3 separate regions of the Homo sapiens genome follow, and regions 2 and 3 are each linked to region 1. A link is a loop called in an ENCODE intact Hi-C map of the cell type or tissue named here. Cell type or tissue: heart left ventricle. All regions are shown on one strand. Each heading gives the region's core, and the rest is flanking DNA. Links, peaks and the distances in the headings are about the cores only.

What was found. Hi-C counts contacts between places; a loop is a spot of excess contacts. Peaks named below come from ENCODE experiments on the same cell type or tissue, not always from the same donor. Only the 100,000 strongest peaks of a DNase experiment are listed, where the experiment ranks them.
Region 2: it touches region 1 in a loop (3-fold over the local background); 18 of 110 quality-filtered maps call a loop at or near these places.
Region 3: it touches region 1 in a loop (5-fold over the local background); 69 of 110 quality-filtered maps call a loop at or near these places.

Annotation. Positions count from the first base shown.
Region 1 is chr1:46,033,851-46,041,402 of GRCh38, forward strand. It overlaps MAST2 (microtubule associated serine/threonine kinase 2), which reads left to right. Exons shown (of 29, transcript NM_015112.3): 27 at 1-88; 28 at 223-416; 29 at 688-2,272. The coding sequence ends at 2,216. P3R3URF-PIK3R3 (P3R3URF-PIK3R3 readthrough) reads right to left here. Exons shown (of 10, transcript NM_001303427.2): 10 at 6,290-7,552. PIK3R3 (phosphoinositide-3-kinase regulatory subunit 3) reads right to left here. Exons shown (of 10, transcript NM_003629.4): 10 at 6,290-7,552. Among named protein-coding and RNA genes, the nearest start is that of PIK3R3, 95 kb to the right of the region's middle. RefSeq lists enhancers at 3,113-3,614, 3,224-3,273. In heart left ventricle, for the core only: a CTCF peak has its summit at 3,366 (motif pointing right); a DNase peak (open chromatin) is centred at 3,381; H3K27ac peaks cover 1,599 bases.
Region 2 is chr1:46,337,435-46,344,986 of GRCh38, forward strand. NSUN4 (NOP2/Sun RNA methyltransferase 4) reads left to right here and starts at 3,373. Exons shown (of 6, transcript NM_199044.4): 1 at 3,373-3,485; 2 at 7,367-7,552. The coding sequence starts at 3,393. RefSeq lists enhancers at 1,774-2,573, 3,234-3,443, 4,571-4,660. In heart left ventricle, for the core only: a CTCF peak has its summit at 3,331 (motif pointing right); DNase peaks (open chromatin) are centred at 2,747, 3,307 and 3,637; H3K4me3 peaks cover 2,441 bases; H3K27ac peaks cover 2,730 bases.
Region 3 is chr1:46,220,668-46,228,219 of GRCh38, forward strand. LURAP1 (leucine rich adaptor protein 1) reads left to right here. Exons shown (of 2, transcript NM_001013615.3): 2 at 1-589. Among named protein-coding and RNA genes, the nearest start is that of LURAP1, 21 kb to the left of the region's middle. In heart left ventricle, for the core only: CTCF peaks have their summits at 2,998 (motif pointing left) and 3,207 (motif pointing left); a DNase peak (open chromatin) is centred at 2,994.

The DNA.
Region 1 (7,552 bases), core at 1,428-6,427:
TTAAAGTGGGGCCAGCTCGGAAGGGCAGCTACAAGGCCAAGATGGCCCGAAGGAGCAAGAGGAGCCGCGGCAAGGATGGGCAAGAAAGGTGAGCCAGGCGCAGTGAAGAGGGTTTTCTCTGAGCCACATGAGTGCTGGTACGTGGTGGGTGCCTTGGCCCTGGGGGTCCAGTGTGTGCTGTGCTCACTGCACCGACTCAGCCTTTGACCCTTATCCCCGCAGCAGAAAAAGGAGCTCCCTGTTCCGCAAGATCACCAAGCAAGCATCCCTGCTCCACACCAGCCGCAGCCTTTCTTCCCTTAACCGCTCCTTGTCATCAGGGGAGAGTGGGCCAGGCTCTCCCACACACAGCCACAGCCTTTCCCCCCGATCTCCCACTCAAGGCTACCGGGTGACCCCCGATGCTGTGCATTCAGGTACGAAGGGCTCCCTGCAGATCAGTGACAACCCCTGGGAAATAGGAAAGTTCCTAGGCCCTGTGTGCTTCTGACAGATCCCACTCTGAGTCTCTCATTTAGCCCACCCCCTGAAAGATCCTGTAGTCTTGGGGAGGAATTAATTGATGGGGAAGGGGGTAGCTTGGTTTCTGGGACATAACAGGGCTAAGCCCTGTCTTGCCCTTGAGTCACTTCTAACAGCTAACACTGCTCTGCTTTTGTCTGTCTGTCTGTCTGTCTCTGTACAAAGTGGGAGGGAATTCATCACAGAGCAGCTCCCCCAGCTCCAGCGTGCCCAGTTCCCCAGCCGGCTCTGGGCACACACGGCCCAGCTCCCTCCACGGTCTGGCACCCAAGCTCCAACGCCAGTACCGCTCTCCACGGCGCAAGTCAGCAGGCAGCATCCCACTGTCACCACTGGCCCACACCCCTTCTCCCCCACCCCCAACAGCTTCACCTCAGCGGTCCCCATCGCCCCTGTCTGGCCATGTAGCCCAGGCCTTTCCCACAAAGCTTCACTTGTCACCTCCCCTGGGCAGGCAACTCTCACGGCCCAAGAGTGCGGAGCCACCCCGTTCACCACTACTCAAGAGGGTGCAGTCGGCTGAGAAACTGGCAGCAGCACTTGCCGCCTCTGAGAAGAAGCTAGCCACTTCTCGCAAGCACAGCCTTGACCTGCCCCACTCTGAACTAAAGAAGGAACTGCCGCCCAGGGAAGTGAGCCCTCTGGAGGTAGTTGGAGCCAGGAGTGTGCTGTCTGGCAAGGGGGCCCTGCCAGGGAAGGGGGTGCTGCAGCCTGCTCCCTCACGGGCCCTAGGCACCCTCCGGCAGGACCGAGCCGAACGACGGGAGTCGCTGCAGAAGCAAGAAGCCATTCGTGAGGTGGACTCCTCAGAGGACGACACCGAGGAAGGGCCTGAGAACAGCCAGGGTGCACAGGAGCTGAGCTTGGCACCTCACCCAGAAGTGAGCCAGAGTGTGGCCCCTAAAGGAGCAGGAGAGAGTGGGGAAGAGGATCCTTTCCCGTCCAGAGACCCTAGGAGCCTGGGCCCAATGGTCCCAAGCCTATTGACAGGGATCACACTGGGGCCTCCCAGAATGGAAAGTCCCAGTGGTCCCCACAGGAGGCTCGGGAGCCCACAAGCCATTGAGGAGGCTGCCAGCTCCTCCTCAGCAGGCCCCAACCTAGGTCAGTCTGGAGCCACAGACCCCATCCCTCCTGAAGGTTGCTGGAAGGCCCAGCACCTCCACACCCAGGCACTAACAGCACTTTCTCCCAGCACTTCGGGACTCACCCCCACCAGCAGTTGCTCTCCTCCCAGCTCCACCTCTGGGAAGCTGAGCATGTGGTCCTGGAAATCCCTTATTGAGGGCCCAGACAGGGCATCCCCAAGCAGAAAGGCAACCATGGCAGGTGGGCTAGCCAACCTCCAGGATTTGGAAAACACAACTCCAGCCCAGCCTAAGAACCTGTCTCCCAGGGAGCAGGGGAAGACACAGCCACCTAGTGCCCCCAGACTGGCCCATCCATCTTATGAGGATCCCAGCCAGGGCTGGCTATGGGAGTCTGAGTGTGCACAAGCAGTGAAAGAGGATCCAGCCCTGAGCATCACCCAAGTGCCTGATGCCTCAGGTGACAGAAGGCAGGACGTTCCATGCCGAGGCTGCCCCCTCACCCAGAAGTCTGAGCCCAGCCTCAGGAGGGGCCAAGAACCAGGGGGCCATCAAAAGCATCGGGATTTGGCATTGGTTCCAGATGAGCTTTTAAAGCAAACATAGCAGTTGTTTGCCATTTCTTGCACTCAGACCTGTGTAATATATGCTCCTGGAAACCATCTTTATGTCTTTTGCTTGCTTGTTTTCCTTCGGTCAACCCACATGTAACTAGGTCCTGTGTTGCTGCTGGGAATATAGTGGTGAATAAAACAGTTTCCACCACCAGGGGAGGGCCACCTAACCCAGCTTGACTTCCCAAAGGCTTTGACATTTGAGCTCAAACATGAAGAATAGATGATAGGTAGTAGTTTGCTGGGTGTGGAAGAGTGGAGGTTGGCATAAGAAAGGCTGTCCAGGCAACGTTTAGCACATGCAGTATACCTGGCATAGTCAAGGAACCAAAGATAATTCAAAGTAGAAACGGGTCTGGCAAGTGAGGCAAGGGCCATGTCTAATGGTCTTCCAGGAGATTTGACTTCGTGAAGGTGATGGGGAACCAGAAAATACCATGTAGCAACTAAAATTCCTTCATAGATAAGGGCACTAAGACTTTGATGCCCATGGTAATACAGTAGCTTGGGTAGAACGGGGGTTAGAACGTAGGTCTCCCTTGGACTCCGGAACTCACATCTCTCCTAACTAGGATTGCCTCAGCCAGGAAATGAGGAGGGGAAGAAGTGAGAGAAGGCAAAGAGTTTAACTTTGGGTGCGTTTGAGATAAAAGAGAAGACAGAAGCAGCAACCAGCAGAGTCATAAAGTCTATGGGAGGAGTTTTAAAATGGACAGAGAAGTTAACGATAAATGCCGAGGTGAGGGCGAGATTAAAACAGCTGCCAGTCGTATTTAGTAACAAGCCCTTCATAATTGTAGCCAGTGAGCTCTTCCTGGGCTGTTGTAGGTAGAGGCCTCAGCACTGGAGGTGGATGGACATCGTGTGTGTAGCCCGCATTGAGTAGAACTTCATTTGATGGTAGTGTGGGAGGAAGGGGGAGGACATAAGTGGGACCAGTGCCAGGGGAGTCAGGAGGTGGCATCACAGGGCAGGCAGTGGGGCTTGGTAGAGCACCAAGGCTTTGTCTCCATAGTGATAGAGGACTTGAGAAACTGTCTTGCACTGGTTGCACTGATCGTCCCACAATCCAGTGCCTAGGTCTGAAGAAGACGTGTTAGGAGGCCTGAAGACGAAAATGCCTCTGGGCCATTGCCTGGGAAGGCTGTGGCCACCAGAGGGCGCACTGTATCCACAGTGGCAGAGCCCATTTATGCAGATATTTGGCCCCTCAGCCTTCTAGTCCTCTCCACTTCTTCATTCATTCACAGCGGACCCTGGGCTAATGTACCGGGACCTGGGCAGACAGATCACAGGTTGTGAGCTGGAGAATGGCAGGGGCATGGCTGAGGTAGCAAGTGCCCCGTGCATGTAGGGATCTGGTCAGAAGCACCATACCACAGGTGAAAAGGATGTTGGGAACTGCCCTCCTAGAGGGTTGGAAATGGGGATGGGAGGAGGAAGCAGAGATGCTAAACATCCTATACCACACTGGGCAACTGCCCCAAGTGTCAGTGGTGTTCCCCTTGAGAAACTGGTGGGATTATCCTGAGGGTAGTGAAGAGTTTCTAAAAGGTAACTTCAGGGAAGTGGTATTATCATTTGCTTTAGGAAGATCACTCGCTGCAGTATAGAGAGGCTGGAGTGGAGTGAGCGTACCACAGAGGATGTAGTGACCCATTTTGGTGGTCTGAACTAGAACAGCAACAGTGAGGAGGTAAGGAAGGAAAGGGTGGGAAGCTGGACATCTAGATTTGGGAGCCATCAGGAAGTAGAGGGCAATGAAAGCCACAGGAGATGAGGACTGTCCAGGGAACATACGCAGAATGAGGAAGAAGTCCCGAAATACTGGCACTAGCTGAGGGGGATAGAGCCAGTGAAAAGTTGAAGGTGGGGATTGAGATCCTGAATCAGGGAGAAGCCAGACCATCTAATTTTGTAATTCACCCTAAGATCAATGGAGACTTATTTAATGTTTTACATCGGTTCAGATTTGTATTTTGAAAAGATGACTGGTTGCTATAATGAGAATGGATCTGAGGGGGACAAGAATGGAAGAAGGGGGGCCTTCCAGGATGAAGGGTGCAGATGGTAGTGAAGCAGTGAAGTTAGAAGTGATGTTTTGATTGACACTTGGTGAAGGACTTTAGGTATGAAGCAGAGGGCTATCAAGGATGATGACTGACTACATTTTTGACTTATATAACCAGATGAATTGTATTTCCATTCACCGAAATAAGAAACAAGGAAGAGAACCAGGGCTAAGTAGTTCAGTGCTGCATTCCATACGCTAAATATGAAGTAGCTTCCAATAGAGGTCTGGGCAAATGAAATAAACAGATGTAATCAGCCTAGAGATGGTAGGTGGATTCATGGCTGTGGATAAAACTGCCAGGTAAAATGGCATTGAGAACTGAAGGAATCCAGGAGATGTAAAAGAACAGTCAGATGTCAGAAGAATATTAGATTAGTGAGTTGTGATAGAGTCCATGAAGGAGCTTTCCATGGACAGGATAGTTAACAGCGATGGTTATTGAAGGCATCAAGAAAAGCAGTTTCAAACAGTGGTGGAACCAGTACTGAAATATTTGAGATGGGGAAATAAGGAAATTTAAGACAGTTCTTTCCAAAGGCTTGGCTTTGAAGAGGAGAAAAGAGATAAAGGTATATGGGATGATTGAGTAGGGATTAGGGGAGTAGAATGAGAACCAACCAACCATGTTTAAGTGTCAGTGGAAATGATCCAGTTGAAGTAGAGAAAGAATTGATCTTAATCTTGGGAGATTCCTGAGGTGGAAGAAAATAGATTCCAAAATACATGTGGAAGGATTGACTTTAGTTGGAGGGGACTATTGTAATTTAACAGATGGGAGGGAGAATAGTTATGTAGATATAGATAAGGTTGTAGGTTTGGTGGTAGGAAGGTGAGGAAATTCATAGCCAATCATACTTTTTCTGACAAGTAAACAAGTTTGCTTTTTTGAGACAGAGTTTCGCTCTGTTGCCCAGGCTGGAGTGCAGTGGCACGGCCTCAGCTCACTGCAACCCCTGCATCCCAGGTTCAAGCAATTCTCATGCCTCAGCCTCCCGAGTAGCTGGGATTACAGGTGCATGCTACCACGCCCAGCTAATTTTTGTACTTTTAGTAGAGACGGGGTTTCACCACGTTGGCCAGGCTGTTCTCGAACTCCTGACCTCAGGTGATCCACCCGCCTCGGCCTCCCAAAGTGCTGGGATTACAGGCATGAGCCACCACGCCCAGCCCCAAGTAAACAAGTTTGAAGTGTCGGTGAGATACCCAGGAGCCCAGTGGAAACATCCAGCCAGCGGGTAGAGTTCAGAAGAAAGAACTGGGAAGGAGCTAGGAATTTGAGCATCCTAAACACAGAAGTGCGAACAACTCTGGGATTAGGAGAAATCCATAGTTCCTGGCAGTGGTCTTGGGATGCTGTGTAGCTAAAGTGTAGTGGGGAGAAAAGACATAGGCAAGGTCACTTAGAACAACAGGCTGTTCCCTGCCCAATCTGACTTATTTATAATTGAGTACACATGGGTGGGGCCTGAGACATGGATGAGCGCTGCAATATCCTATGCAACAAGAGGTTATCGCATGTTGGCTCATTACGTTCCCAGAATACAGGAAGCTCAACAGTGTGCCTTGGCAGGAGATGACAAGGGCCTGGGGCAATAAGAGGATAGATTATAAAGCTGGGCCCATTTCCCCCTCCCCCAGAGTAGAATGTGGAAACACTTCATTCTGGGCAGAAATATGAGAACCAATAAACAGCTTATTAGGAGTGGGCAGTGAGGTGTGGAGGAAATGGCATTCAGTTTTAATTTTCTCAGAGTCAGTATCTAAGACTTCTGTGTCTGTGTTCGGTGGACAGGACTCTGGCATCATGCCTAGTTGGAGTCAATGTCCTCCCCTAGGAAGAAAAGAGCCTCTGGCTGCCCCAGTACTAGTCTTTTGGTGCTTACTGGAGAGAAGGTTTGGAAGTTTCAAGGGCTGTTCAACACCTGAGTACTCTTCTCTCTTGACCCCCACTCTGCCCCCAGCCCACCCCTTCATAGCATGAAGACAAAAAATTACTTTATTGCAATGTCTTTATTGCATTACTGGAGCAAGTTGGCCAGACTGTCCCCTCTTGGGGAAGGTATTAAACAAAAAGACCAATAAGTATCTCCTCTCGCCTTTCCCCCTACCCTCCCCAACAATTGCACAGCAATGTCTGAACACATCTGGTGACAAGAACAATTTGTAAAGTGGTCTAGCAACTACATTATGAACTGTCCCATCACAAGACATACAGTTGGCTTTCTTGTGAGTCAGATATTTTTACGTAAACTACACGAATTTTCTTGGACACATCAAAGACAACAGAATAGATTTTTCACAAGTAACGGCACCAAAGTCACATGCTGGAATTTGTAAGGAAACGAGGTTGTTTGCCACAAGTGGCTGGAGCTAAAGCAGGTTTGAGCAGTTGGCAGCAGAGGGCCCAAGCAGGCCCCCTATCTGGACCCTCTGGTTTCTGAGGCCACTGAAGCCTCACAGAGGCCTACTCTGGGTTGTTAAATAGCAGCAGAGACCACCTTAGAAAACAGGAATTGCCCAGGTGCAATTCTCAGTTTAAGAGAACACATGGGGCTGATTACTTGTAGCAAAAAAGAGACCCGTGGAAGACACATTGGCTCTCAAAGCTTCTTCAAAGCACATGAGGCCTAAATAAGTGGAGGTCCCATCAAGGCTTGGAGAGGGAGTGAAAGTGTTGGGAGGGCCTCATTCTTGGCCAGATCAGTGGTAAGGACGCAGGCAGTCTATCCAGGCCCGAATCATGGCGTGCCATCTAAGGCCAGGTGGAGACAACACTGTTCTGTGATGAAAGCTTCACCTGGAAACAATGGGCCTAGTACCTGTGTCCAGCCAGCCCCAAGCTGCTTGCATGTCAGTAGCTGGGTTCTCTAGCCAGGGGTATAATGAACCCCTCTGATCTTGGTCTCTCTTTGCCCTCTGCCTCATTGAAACTGCAGTTAAGATGCCAAGACAGTCCCAGGGTCCAGATCATGGGACAGGACATGGCACTAGACTCTCATGAAGGAGGCCAAGACCTGCTCCCAAGTCATGGGCGTAGAGAAGCACCTTGCTACCCTCTCCCCCTCTACACACCAGGCCCAGTGGGTAGTAGACTGGTCCCTATGCCATTTCCACAGGCTCAGGGTCAAGCAAGTCATGTGGCAACTGGTCAGAAAAGATACTGTCAAACCTCTCAAATGACCCCTGGGTCTTAGATCCCACAAAACAATGAATTCAAGAATGAAAAAAAAAATGAAGGAATGTAGGACTGAAAA
Region 2 (7,552 bases), core at 1,408-6,407, 300 kb after region 1:
GGAGGTTGCAGTGAGCCGAGATCATGCCATTGCACTCCAGCCTGGGCAACAAGAAGGAAACTCCAACTCAAAAAAAGAAAAAATTAAAAAAAAAAAAGAAAATAGAAGTGAAGGGACATTTCCTAAATTCATTTTATGAGGCCAGCATTACCCTGATATCAGAATCAAACAAAGACTTTATAAGAAGAAAAAACTGCAGGCAAATACGACTCATTAACTCAGACCCAAGAATCCCAACAATCTGGGAGGCCGGAGCGGGCGGATCACGAGGTCAGGAGATCGAGACAATCCTGGCTAACACAGTGAAACCCCATCTCTACTAAAAATACAAAAAATTAGCCGGGCGCGGTGGCGGGCGCCTGTAGTCCCAGCTACTCGGGAGGCTGAGGCAGGAGAATGGCGTGAACCCGGGAGGCGGAGCTTGCAGTGAGCAGAAATAGCGCCACTGCACTCCGGCCTGGGTGAAAGAGCAAGGCTCCGTCTCAAAAAAAAAAAAAAACACACACACACACACAAAAAAGAATCCCAACAATATTTAAAAAGAATACTGTATCATCGGCTGGGCGCAGTGGCTCGTACCTGTAATCGCAGCACTTTGGGAGGCCAAGGTGGGTGGATCACCTGAGGTCAGGAGTTCAAGACCAGATTGGCCAACATGGCAAAACCCTGACTCTACTAAAAATATAAAAATTAGCTGGGCGTGGTGGCCTGCACCTGTAGTCTCAGCTACTCAGGAGGCTGAGGCAGAAGAATCGCTTGAACCTGGGAGGCGTGGGTTGCAGTGAGCCAAGATTGTGCCACTGCACTGCAGCCTGGGTGACAGAGCAAGACTCTGTCTAAAAGAAAAAAAATACTGTATTTGTATCATGAATTGATGTGTTTTTTACAAGAATGCAAAGTTGGTTCATATTGAAAAGTCAGTCAACATGATGCATCATAGTAATGGAATAAAGAAGTAAAACTGGCTGGGCGCAGGGGCTCACACCTAATCACAGCACTTTGGGAGGTGGGCGGATCACCTGAGATCAGGAGTTCGAGACCAGCCTGGCCAACACGGTGAAACCCCATCTCTACTAAAAATACAAAAATTAGCCAGGCGTGGTGGTGCATGCCTGTGATAACAGCTACTCAGGAGGCTGAGGCAGAATAATTGCTTGAACCTAGGAGGCGGAGGTTGCAGTGAGCCGAGATGGCACCACTGCACTCCAGCCTGGTGACAGAGCGAAACTCCGTCAAAAAGAAAAAAAAAAAAAAGGAGTAAAACTGTATGATCATCTTAACAGAAAAAAAAAAAAAACTTAAGGAAAATCAACAACTATCATGATTTTTTAAAATCTCAGCAAACTAGGAACAGAAGGGAACTTTCTAAACCTAAGAAAGGACATCTATACACATGCAGGTACACGCACACACAAAACTACAGCTAACATCATATATAATGGTGAAGTACTAAATGCTTTCTTCTTAAGAATGGGAACAAGGCAAGGATGCCTACCATCACCACTTACATTCAACTGTGTACTGGAAGTCCTAGCCAGTGGAATAAAGCAAAGAAAAAAAAAAGGGATATAGATAGAAAAGAAAGAAGTTAAAGTGTCTTTATTTACAAAAGACATGACCATATGCATAGAAAACCTGAACAGATTTCCAAAAAGTTACCAAAAGTAATAATTGAGTTTAGGAAGGTCTCAGGATACAAGGTCAACAGAAAAAATCAATTATATTTTAATATACTAGAATTTTTCTTTTGAGACAGAGTCTCACTCTGTTGCCCAGCCTGGAGTGCAGTGGCATGATCTCAGCTCACTGCAACCTCTGCCTCCTGGTTTCAAGTTATTCTCCTGCCTCGGCCTCCCAAGTAGCTGGGATTACAGGCATGAGCCACCATGCCCAACTAATTTTTGTATTTTTAGTAGAGACTGGGTTTCACCACGTTGGCCTGGCTGGTCTCCAACTCCTGACCTCAGGTGATCCACCCACCTCGGCCTCCCAAGTGCTAGGATTACAGGAATGAGCCACAGTGCCGGCCAGCCTTTTTCTTGAAAAATGAACAAAGTGAGCCTGTCACTTCAAGGAAAATAACTGACAGTATTTGTTGCCAATAAGAAAATTCCAAAATTCCACATTCAAATGCCAAATAAGAAAAAGCTTTCGGCTGGGGGCAGCGTGAGCCACCGCGCCCGGCCAAGTTTTGTATTATTTTTCTTAACTATGTCTTCTCAAATTGCGGAAGCGTTAGGCCCCACAACATTTGACATCACCAGTAGGGATCCAGTGGAGAGGAGGGACATGATCAGAAACTGTGTTTTTAAATGATCATTCAACAGCCAATTATCAGGGTGGGTAGGAGTGAGGCAGGGAGATCAAAAGGCAGGGAGATTGGCTGGGATTACAGGCATTGTTACCAGAAAGGGGTCCCGATCCGGACCCCAAGAGAGGTTCATGGATCTCGCACAAGAAAGAATTCAGGGCGAGTCCGCAATGCAAAGTGAGAGCAAGTTTATTAAAGTACAAGAATAAAAGAATGGATAGTCCATAGATAGAGCAGCTCCAAGGGCTGCTTGCCCATTTTTATGGTTATTTCTTGATGGTACGCTAAACAAGGGGTGGGTTATTCACGCCTCCACTTTTTTTTTTTTTTTTTTTTTTTTTGAGACGGAGTCTCGCTTTGTCGCCCAGGCTGGAGTGCAGTGGCGCGATCTGGGCTCACTGCAAGCTCCGCCTCCCGGGTTCACGCCATCCCTCAGCTTCCCGAGTAGCTGGGACTGCAGGCGCCAGCAACCTCGCCCGGCTAATTTTTTGTATTTTTGGTAGAGACGGGGTTTCACCGTGTTAGCCAGGAGGGTCTCGATCTCCTGACCTCGTGATCTGCTCGCCTCGGCCTCCCAAAGTGCTGGGATTACAGGCGTGAGCCACCACGCCCGGCCAGGTCCCGAAACTTAAGCTTCATTTGTTTCACTGCAAATCTGCTTCTGCCTACAAGCCTGGTCTCATTTTCCTCTACCTAAGGATCTTCCTCCATGCAATTTCGGCCTAGGAGGCCCTTCCCGCCCCTTTTCGCCTAGCTAACTCTTTCGGTACTCAACCACCAACTCCTAATCCTCCCTGGTCCCCCAAGTGGGCTAGGGGCTTCTTGGGAGTCCCTCGCACTGCTCTAAGCATCCAGGCAGAGTCATTATTCCGGGTGCCAGGTTGCTCTTTTTCCAGCAGCCTTCAGGGGACTCCTGGCTGGGCGGAGTCTGTAGAGGCGCGCGGAGTCCTGGGAGAGCGTCAGATGTATTTCCTTTCCCTTTTTTCGCTCGTGTCCCGCCGGGTGGCGCTCACCACCTCCCCGGAACACGCGAGTCTCCTGTCGCGGTTCCGGTCGGAATTACCCCGTGGAGCACGCCGATATGGCTGCGCTGACACTGAGGGGTGTCCGGGAGCTGCTGAAGCGTGTGGACCTCGCGACGGTCCCGCGGAGACATCGATATAAGAAGAAATGGGTAAGGTCCGGCTGGGGGCGCAGGAGGGAAAAGTGAGGGTGGAAACTTCTCCAGTCTTTCCGTTTCCCGGCCCTCTAGAACGCCTAGCGTCTTTCCCAAGCACTCCACGGAACGTCCTTAGGCACCTCCCTCTCTCGTCTTTTCCGTCACCGCCTCTGTCCGCACTCTATGTCCCGAGCGTTAGTGTCTTCCACTTGTTACGTCTGCAGTCTCCTGACTCCGCCCAAGTTGCGTCATCACCTTCGCCTTCATTCTTTTAGTGATGTCACTGTCTCTTGTTCCCCAGCTGTGTCCACCTACCTTTCTGTCCCCCACTCCCCCTTTTACTTCCCTCCCTCCCCTCCCCCTTTCCCTTGCCCATTCTTCCCCCACATGACTTCTCCTTTCCTCATTGATTTTCCAGCCCGGTCGCCCTCACCCCTCGGAAAATACCATAGCGACCTTGCCTGCACTCCTGGGTCTCCGCCGCCTTGCAGGAAAGGATTCAGCCCCTTCCTCAACCTCGAGCTGCCTCTGGCGACCGGGCAAGGTTACAGCGACCACCCTGTCCATACTGCCGGCCCAAACCCTGGCAAAAGGTGCAACGAATCCTCTCATCCTCTGGACTCTCCTTGCTTCTCCAGAGACCCTTTTTCTTGCCTCACTGGAAGCCCTGGAATTTCTTCTATGACCGGCACGCCCCCCTGCCCACCCCAGCCGATTCCCTCGCCACCTCCACCATCTCTTCCACCCCCACAACCTTCCTCGCACTCAGGGAGATGGTCTTTTGAGTCCTCTTCCCCACTCCTGGAAAGGACCTACTGCCGCTAGCCCTGCCACTCGGGTTCCCCACTCTCCAGCCCTTATTTTGAGCAGTTCAGCATTCCGGGGTCACCCCCTCTCTGTCAGCGGACACCTTATTGCAGCTGGATGAGTCCCTCCAGAATGCGGCGTCCCTGTCTTCAAGGCACGTACTGTGACCAGCACACTAATCTCTGTTACTCTAGCGGATGGCCTTCAGCTTTTGGAACCAGCCCGGCAACCTCCTTTCCCCTTGCTCATCAGTCCCCGGGAACGAGCCCAGTGACCTCCCCTCAGCTCACTCATGTACCCTTGGAAACTGGACCCATGATTTCGCCTCCTCCTACACATAGGACCCCGGGAACTTGCCTCACGATTTCACCTCCTCTTGCTCGCCGGCCGGTGGAAACTAGTCCTATGGCCTCCCCAACCCTTTCTCACAGAGTTTTGGAAACTGGGCTGATGATCTCTCTGCCCTCTCACTGGTTCTCAGGGAGAAGTTATAATGACCCCCTTCTCTCCCCAGCATCTTCCCCACCTACTGGCAGCTTTTACCATGGCAGCCTTAAGCCTCTAGACTCTTGTGAACCCAAACCACAGCTTGACCTGCCCCTTGAGAAAAATTGTTGTGGCTTCCCACTCTCTTCTCAGGCAGGCATGCCTGGCTCTCCCAGCTCACCTCAGGAGGGCTCTTATCATTACTCCCATCTTTCCTCAGAGGCCTACATACCTACCCCTGGGAGTCCTTGCTATGCCATCTGCCTGTGCCCCGGGAGTACTGATTCTCCTTGCTCACCCCAGTCCCAGGCTCCCAGGAAGGCTTGCATTGAGTCCCTTCTCTCCTGGGAGGCAACTGGGAACTCTTACCTCATCCTAACCCCGGACACCACAACTTCTGGTCCCCCCTGTTCCCAGGAACCATCTCGTCCCCATGGTCCTCATTCTGTCCTTTCCTTCCCTTCACCCCTGGGCAACCAGTTTATATCTCCACCCCAGTCACTTCCCCGCAGAAGCTATAATGAACCCCCTCTTCCCACTCCAGTTTCCCCCCAACCGAAGTCCCCTAAGTCCCCAGAGTTAAGACAGTCACATACTCCCCACAAATGTCTCTCCCTAGTCAACACTCCCCAGCACACCCCTTCTGGCCAGCCCAAGCCCGCTAAGGCCCACACCTGTCCCCCACCTCCCTCCTGCCTCTCTGGTCCTTCTTGTATGCAGCCATACATCACAACTCCTTCAAATTCCAGCCCCAAAGAACTTCCCCCAGGGACTACCTTACTGACTGTGGTCCCTAGAGCTCTCAAAAGTGTTATCCCCACTTCTTTTCCCCTCTGCCTTCCTTGTGATCCTGTCTCGGCCAATAGTTATGCTCAGAGCAGCCGCCATGGACCCTCCATAGGGCCCCCCTGCAATACCCATATATGCTCTGTGGTTCCCTCCACCCCCCATCCCTGCCCACTGTCTGGCTCCCTCAATCATTCGACAGGCCCCCCTCCCATTGTGCCCCTGTGTGACACCTATAGCACTCCCAGGGGCCCACCCCAACCTCGTTGTCAGCCTGTGATGCCTCCTTGTTCTACCCACATCTATTCTTTTATCCCTTTGAGAACACCCTTTGATCCTCAAAGTTTACCCATTGTCCCCCGAGTCCGGGCCTACCCTGATACTGTCCCCTGTGGCCTCCATATCTACCCTGTGGCCTCTCAAGGCCCTTGCAAAGAGCCTCTGCAGATCCCCTACAGCTGCCCTTTGCCTTCATCCAAGGATTCCAGCTGTAGCACCAATCCCAGCTGTAGTTCGACTATTATTAGCAAATGCCAGAGTAGTGACAGCGAGAGCAGGAGTTCCCACCAAAGCCAAAGCCGGAGCCAAAGCAAGAGTCCCCATGATGGCAGAAGTCAGAGCTGGAGCAAGAGGCATCATCTGAGCAGAAGTCCAAGTCAGAAAAGCAGTCCCTATCCTAGCAGAAGCTGGGGCCGGAGCAGTAATCCTCAACAAAACACAAGTCAGGGCCAGAGTGAGAGTCCCCAACTTAGCATAAATGAGCACCAGGGTGAGAGTCCCCAAATTAGCAGAGGTCAGGGCAAGAGCAAGAGTCTATGATGGCAAAAGTCGGAACCGGAGCAAGAGTCCCCAACATGGCAAAGGTCAAGGCCAGAGCAAGAGTCCCCAACATAGCAGGAGCCAGAGCAAGAGTCCCAGCGAGGCAAAAGTCACAGAGCAAGAGTCCTCACCATAACAAGAAATGAGGGCCAGAGCAAAAGTTCTGACCAGACCAAAAATCTAGGCCAGAGCAAGGCATAGATAGTAACAAGATTGCCAGCTATAGCAAGCATCCCAGCTGCAGCAACCAGGACCGACTTGTGCACTCCTCATCTGAAGTCTTCATTTCTCTTTTACTCTGCCTCCTTGTTCTTGTCCTCTTGTCCCCTGCTACCCCCATAGCAGTCATCCTAGAAGTCCCTGTTTTGGTTCACACCTCAAGATTCTGTGGGCCCTCCTTATCCAACCTTTCTGGGGTCTGGGAACTCTCCCAGCATGACCCTCAAACCTCTGATTCTAAGCATGGTGGTGCTAGTCACTGTGTGACGCTAGGTAAGTTACCCACATCTCTTCATCAAATTGAAATGTTGTTAATTTTTTTTTGTATCTTACTGAGCTATCAGTTGTAGTGCTCACATAAGCTAGTAGACATGAAAGTGCTTTGAAAATAGAACTGTTCAGAAGAAAAGGGCCTTTTGCTTTTAAGTTCAAAGCTTCCCAGAGCCTCCATAGTTTCTCCTAATCTTCTGCAGGCTCTCCTCAAGAGTCCTCTCCTGAGCTCCCATATTCCTAAGTTCCTCTTTCTCCAAGGTCCCCCTTCTTGATGACCCCCGCACAGTACCGTGAGAGTTACATCTTTATCTGACAACCCTGGGATGGGAAGGCCCACTCTCCACTACTTTTCCCTCTCACACTTCTCTGGCAGGCAGGCAGGATGCAAAAGCAGGAGTGGGCACTAGCTGGATCCAAGTTTGCCCCTAGGCTCTGAGGTGGGGGTCAGGTAGTAGGGGGTAGAGTCAAGACTGGGAAAACCAATAAGCCTGTCCTCTCTCTTTTAGGCTGCCACAGAGCCCAAATTCCCTGCTGTTCGACTGGCTTTGCAGAATTTTGACATGACTTACAGTGTGCAGTTTGGAGATCTTTGGCCATCAATCCGTGTCAGTCTCCTCTCAGAGCAGAAGTATGGTGCACTGGTCAATAACTTTGCTGCCTGGGATCATGTAAGTGCTAAGCTGGAGCAGCTG
Region 3 (7,552 bases), core at 15-5,014, 190 kb after region 1:
TGGGCTCAAGGGATCCTCCCGCCTCAGCCTCCCAAAGTGCTGGGATTATGCCCAGCCCCTAGAGATACTTCTATAGAGATATTGACTCTAAAGGATTGACCTATGGCTTTTGGTATTTAGTATCTCTCACTACTCCCCCCAGCTAAGTAAGGATTTAAGGAATTTAGGACTCCCTGGAGTTAACAGATGAAGAGATGGGGGCATAATTACTTCACCCAAAGTCTAGAAGCCTTGGCCTCTCTCTTGGCCAAGATGGAGGATTGAGGAGGGACATGGACCTTCAGGACTAACCCTCTATGGATTGGCCCTCCCAGAAGCGTTTGGGCTGGTAGACCCACCCCTTCCTACCTGCTGAGTGATGTCATTTCCTGCCAGGATGGGTAGCCCTTTGTACGGGTCCTTGGATGGTAGTAGGTCATATAGGGGCATCTGAGCCCCTGCTGCTAAGTGAGATCACATTATTTATCGTCCATACCATTACTTCTTGTGAACAGTAACATGTCACTCCTCCTGGCAGGAAAGTTTCTCATTGTCAGATGTTTGTGCTTCTTTTCAGGTCTTACTTTTTAAATAGAGTGTTCTCATTTTATCCTAGGGGATCTCACTTCCTCTGTGGCTCCATCCCTGCATCCCTGTCTGGGCCAGCACTCCTGACTGCTTTTAGGGAGAGAAGCTTTCAGGGGCCTCCATTTATTTCTCTCAAGTCTGTTTGGCTCACCCTGCCATGGTCCCCTGTCTTACCCTGTCCCTGTGTTGCCCCTATTCCTGTATTCCATTTTTTTGTTTTGTTTTGTTGTTTTTTTTGAGATAGGGTGACAGGGTCTCCCTCTGTTGCCCAGGCTGGAGTGCAGTAGTGCTCACTGCAGGCTCGACCTCCTGGACTCAAATGATCCTCCTTCCTCAGCCTCCCAAGGAGCTAAGACTACAGGCATGCATCACCATGCCTGGCTAATTTTTGTATTTTTTTCCAGAGACAGGGTTTCACCATGTTGCCTAGGGTGCACTTGAACTCCTGGGCTCAAGCAGTCCTTCCGCCTCAGCCTCTTAAATTACTGAGATTACAGGCATGAGCTGCTGTGTCTGGCCCTATTCCTGTATTCTGACTCCATATCTCCCTTCCAGGAGGTTCAGCTTCTGTGTGTCCATGCCTTTTCAGTTTCTCCAGGCCTTTTATATGCAAATGAGTCCTGGCCTCCTCTGCCCTTTGTTGATGGGAGCCAGGGAGAGAGAACCTCAAGGTCTCAGAGCTCTGGGGGTGTACCAGAATCTTGGATAGGGGAGGTGTCATCCTTTCTGACTTTGTGACTGCCCTTCCCCCACCCTGTCCCCAGCCTTCCACCATTTGGTCACAAGGATGCCTGCCTGAGGTCGGGACACAAGGAATCTCCTTGTCTAGGCTGCAGCGTGGGGGCGTGGCAGGGAAAGACAGAAGCTCTTTGGTCCCGGGGCCCCATCCTGGAAAAGGAGAGGGAGCAAGGGAAAGGCCTGTTTACTTCCTCCCTTAGAGCAAGCCCTGACTCCCGGAAACTGAGGAGAGAGCAGAGCCTGGGTCTCTGAGCCTGGGTCCCAGAGCCCTGCCGAATTACAAATTATATCATAGAAGGAATTCAGGGAAGCTGCCAACCTGGGGCTCAGAGGGGACGGTCCCAGAGATGGGGACAAGAGCTGTGGCTGGTGTCAGAGAATGAATTCTTAGAGATTAACCCTTTGAACTCTGGGGTAACTGCTCCATATGTTAGTCCCTGCCTTTCCTGGGCCTTGAAACTGGGATACTAGAAGGAAAAAGATGGAAAAGGATGTCAGATGACTTTGGCTGTTCACTGCATCCTCCTGCAAAAGAGGCGTCCTCCTCAAATCCTGGAATAACTCGTGCCATTTCTCTATTTTGTATTCTGTGTTGGGGAAGGGAAGGAAGCCAAATTGATCATCTCTGCTTCCCTAAATTCCTCAAGTCTCATTTTGAAACTCCCACCCCGGTCCTTCTGGAGCAATATTCAGTCCATGGCTTGTCCCTAAACACCCTCTCTTCCCCTCCCACCCCCTCAAATGATTGAAATGTCCAAAGTATATTCTCAGCTTCTTCCACTGCTCACAAGACCTCTCCATACCACTCCTATGGTCTTGGGACTCCTGACTTCCCCTCAGACTGGGAATTTGAATCTCCTATTCCAGTCCCTACTCTGTAGTCATTTTGTAGTGTGCCCTCGGTTAATTACCCTTCCTGTTTTTTTTTGTTTGTTTGTTTTGTTTTGTGTTTTGTTTTGTTTTTGAGATGGAGTCTCGCTCTGTCATCCACGCTGGAGTGCAGTGACGCGATCTCGGCTCACTGCAACCTCTGCCTTCCGGGTTCAAGCGATTCTCCTGTCTCAGCCTCCTAAATGGCTGGTATTACAGACGTGCACCACCATGCCTGGCTAATTTTTGTATTTTTAGTAGAGACGAGGTTTTGCCATGTTGACCAGGTTGGTCTTGAACTCCTGACCTCAAGTGATCCGCCCATCTCAGCCTTCCAAAGTGCTGGGATTACAGGTGTGAGCCACCTGCCTGGCCTGTTGTTTTATTTTTAAGACAGGGTCTCACTCTGTCGCCCAGGCGGGAGCGCAGTGGTGCGATCTCGGGTCACTGCAGCCTCTGCCTACTGGGCTGAAGTGATCCTCCTCAGCCTCCTAAGTAGCTGCGACTACAGGCACGCATCACCATGCCCGGGTTACTTTTTGTATTTTTTCTAGAGACAGGGTTTTGTCATGTTGCCTAGGCTGGTCTCAAACTCCTGGGCTCAAACAATCCTCCCACCTCAGCGTCCCAAAGTGCTGAGATTACAGGCCTGAGCCACCATGCCCAGCCTTTATTTCTTTTTTTTTTCTCTTCAGCAACATTGTTCATGGAATTATACCCTTCTTGGAAGACACTGTATAGTATTCTTATTTGAGGTTCACTTGTTCAGTCTACACACTTATGAGCTGAAGAGGTTGCCCGCCCTCTTGTGGCCATTATGCACCACTGCTGGAGTTGCTGTGTGGAACCTCCAAGCTCAAATAAAACATGGCCTTCTAAAGACCAGCCCCCGTCAGTGCGCAGAAAGGCTAGTGAGTCAGACCTAAAGAGGGCATAGACTTGCCCAGCATCACCCATTGTAAAGTTGTGGCGACGTCCAGGTCAGAAAACCCAGATCACAAGCCCACATGCCCACAGCTCCATCACCTGGCCAGTCAACACCACTGAAGCCCAAAGGGACTGAAAGCAATTTTGCCCCTGTTACAATGTTTGCGTTCTCACCTCTTCCTAAAGAGGCAGCTTAGTCTTTAGAGGAAGAGCTGCAGGAAAGAAAACCCTGGGCCTGGACTGGATGAAGGGGTGAAGGATGCACTAGTCTGGATCACAGATAGGAGGAAAAATCAATCCTGGACCCACCATTTTTCTGGGAAGGAGGGCTAGTAGCTCCAGACATCATAGGAACAGAGCTCAGCATTTCAGACCTGGAGGTTAGAAGCAGAGGTGGGGGTGGGGAGCTGTGAAATTAGGAAACTTAGATGGGTCTTGCAGAAGTAGGTGTGGCTCCACAGGTCAGGGAATTACGGGTCAATTGGATAGCACCTGAGAGTGTTGTGGGGCTGGAAAGCTGGGGTGAGTGAGGCTGCCTGGGTATTCCGCTTAGGTCTAGGCATCCTGGCTGAATACCTTAGATTTCAGTTCACCACCAGAGAAGCCCGGAAACTCCAGTAAACACATATCTTTGGTCCCTTCTACCTGCCTCTAACTTGGCTGGTTGAGGCTCAGCTTCTCTCTAACTAGACTTTTCTGGCTTATAGGGTACAGCTGTTTGGGAGCTCAAAGAAGGAGAAGGTAAGAAAAAGGGCAGAAATGCAGAGAGAGGAGAGGATGGGATGAAAACGGGGTGTGGAAAATATCAGAGGGCGCATACTGCCCTCAAGTGCACTGGGGGCTTTTGTCCGGGGTCAGAGTAAAGACAAAGAAGAGGCTGCTCATGAAAGCTGCAGAAACAGTGCCTGGGGGGATAAGCGGGGGCGGTGCTGGCTGAGACAAGAGACCATGGGAGTGGGCATTGTAAAGACCTGCATTTATTTATTTTATTTATTTATTTATTTATTTTGAGACAGGGTCTCACTCTGTCGCCCAGACTGGAGCGCAGTGGCATGATCTCGGCTCACCGCAACCTCCGCCTACCAGGCTCGAGCGATTCTCCTGCCTCAGCCTCCTGAGTGGCTGGGACTACAGGCACACGCCACTACCACCCAGCTAATTTCTGTATTTCTAGTAGAGATGGGGTTTCACCATGTTGGCCAGGCTGGTCTCAAACTCCTAACCTCAAGTGATTCACTCGCCTCGGTCTCTCAAAGTGCTAGGATTACAGGCTTGAGCCACCATGCCCGGCTGAGGCCTGCATTTAGGATGGAGGCATTGAGGTTGAGCACTGAGCTAACTGGAAGCTCAGTGACAGCTTCAGTGAGAAATGCTTGAGAGTTGTAGCAGACACAAGCTCATTGTGTGTATGGTGCCAGGCACACACTGGGTGTTCCGTGACACCTGTTCAGTGAATGGAAGAATGAATATGTGTAAGCCCACAAGGAGATGTGACTGAAAAAAAAAGTTGCTAATTTACAAATTAGATAATTGAAAATATTTTTAAATTTACTTTTTAGCAATCCTATAAACAGTGCATTGTTAACAATAGTCTTACTTATAAATTTGCTCAAGGTCAGTTAAGTAACAAATGAGCTGTAATAACCCAGATCAACCTGACTGCAGGGGCTTCCAGGAAGCCTCCTCTGATTCCCTACCCATGCCATACACTCACTTAGACCCTACTCTCCTAGGAGAACAGATTAGTGCTGCCCAGAAGCTGGGGCAGGACATTAGTTTCCTATTGTCACTGTAATGAATTACCACAAAGTGGCTCAAAAAACAAAATTATTATGTTACAGTTCAGAAGTCCAAAATCAGCTTCACCAGGCTAAAGTCAAAGTGTTGACAGGTCTACACTCCTTCCGTGGGCTCCAGGGAAGAATGTTTCCTTGCTTTTTCCAGCTTCTAGATGCTGCTTGCAGTGCTTGATTCGTGGCTCTTTTCACCATCTTCAAAGCCAGCAGCAGAGCATCTTCTCTCCTCTCTAACCTCTGTTTCCATCCCTACATCTCTCTAATTCTACTGCCTCTCACTTGTAAGGATTACATTGGGTCTACTGGGATAATTCAGTATCATCTTCCCATTGGCAAGATCCTTAATTAAATCCTGCCTTCAAAGTCCCTTTTACCATTTAAGATAAAATGTTCACAGGTTAAGCAGCTGGTGAGTGTCTGTAGTCCCAGCTACTCAGGGGGCTGAGGCTGGAGGATCACTTGAGCCCAGGAGTTCAGGCCAGCCTGGGCAATATAGTAAGACTCTTCTCTTAAAAGAAAATTTATATTTATCCTCAGGTCCTGGGGATTAGGAATTGGACATCTTTGGGAGAGGGGCTTTTAGCCTGACACAGGCAGGGTGGAAAGTGGGCAGGAGGATGCACCCAGGCCCAGAATGAACCTCTGTGCTTTGTCCAGCCTCCCCTAGCCTGGAATGAGAGGTGGTACCAAGGCGGAGGTGGCAGGTCCAGACCCCATGTCTAGAGAATGTCAAATGCCTCCTGTACCATCACCACCAGGGAGAGCCAAAGATGAAGATCAGGCTTAGGAGAAAGCCTCAGTTTAGGAATCGTTTTAGACCTGAGACCTTCCTGGTAACCACAGTGGAGGATTCCTCAACACTGTCTCCTCTCCAGAACCATTCTGTGCTCCTATTCCCCAAGGCTGAAGATAATTATATTCCCAGTGAACTAACCTGGGTTCTCTCTGGAAAGGGCAGATTGATTAGTTGTCTTCTTTTTAAATTGTTATTTTTAATTATTTAATAGTTAAACCATGCTTCTCATAGCATAGTGAATTCCATCACCAGGCCCCTTTCTTATTTTATTTTCTTCTTTTTTAAAAAAATTTTAGACTGGGCACGGTGGCTCATGCCTGTAATCCCAGCACTTTGGGAGGCCGAGGAAGGTGGATCACCTGAGGTCGGGAGTTCGAGACCAGCCTGGCCAACATGGTGAAACCCCATCTCTACTAAAAATACAAAAATTATCTGGGCATGGTGGCGCATGCCTGTAGTCCCAGCTGCTCAGGAGGCTGAGGCAAGAGAATTGCTTGAACCCAGGAGGCAGAGGTTGCAGTGAACCGAGATCATGCCACTGCACTCCAGCCTGGGCGACAGAGCGAGACTCCGTGTCAAAAAAAAAAATTATTATTTTTTTAAGAGACTGGGTCTCACTGTCACCCAGGCTGGAGGACAGTGATGTGATCTTGGCTCACTGTAACTTTGACCTCCTGGGCTCAAGCAATGCTCCCACCTCAGCCTTCTGAGTAGGACTACAAGTGCACACGAGCATGTCCAGCTAATTAAAAAAAAATTTTTTTTAGAGATTGGGTCTTACTGTGTTGCTCAGCCTGGTCTTGAACTCCTGGCCTTGAGAAGTCTTCCTGCATCAGCCTCCCATAGTGCTGGGATTACAGGTGTGAGCCACTGTGCCTGGCCTCTTCTTTTGATCCCTCATCCCTATTCTCATTCCTCTCCCTGTGTCAGTATATGTTTGGATATGTATGTATCTTTGAAAATATATGTAATTATGTGCCTATGTGTTTTAATATATATAAATGGTATACTTTTATGGTAAGCCAACTTCTGTAATGAATTGCTCCCATATTTCAGTGATTTAACACCACAGATTTATTTTTAACTTATTCTACATGGCACGGGTGTTTCTGGTTGGACAGCTCTCCTCCACTGTCCACTCCAGCTCCCAGGCTTCTTTTATTTTCAGATGGTGATAGCCTCATCCCAGCATCATAAAGTTTCCGGTCAATTTTTCACCAAGTTGTTTTACTATCCGTTGATTATCATTTTATGAATTGCTTGTTTCACTAGGGATTACAGAATGGTGATTTTCTAAGGCTATTAATTTTTCCTCATTTATTAGCTCTAATTCTGTACAGAAAACCTTTTTCACATCCTCTAGGACCATTTGATTACTCCGAAATAAAATTCATACCAGAATGGCAAGATAAATGCTTAAATCTCTTCCCTTACCGTTTTCAAAGTAGTTATGTCCTAACAACTTCTAATGGTGTTCAATGATTTTTTTGTTTCACTCTCTTTTTAAATGATCTCAAACAACCTGTAGTTCTTATGCATTTAATGTCGTTTAATCATTTGCCATTATTTTTTGCTTTATATTATATAAAGTATCAAGCATATACAAAAATAGAGAAAATAGTGTAATGAATTCCCAGGGACCCAGCTTCAATAATTATCAATTCATGGCCAATCTTGGTTTATTTATTCCCTCAACTACTTTCCCCCTAACCAAGATTATTTTGAAGCAAAACCAGATATCATACCAATTTAATCTGTAAATGTTTTAGCATGTATCTCTAAAAGATAAGGATTTTTATTACCATTATTGCACCTAAAAAGTTAATAAATTGTCAGTATAATAAAATATAGTTGGTGT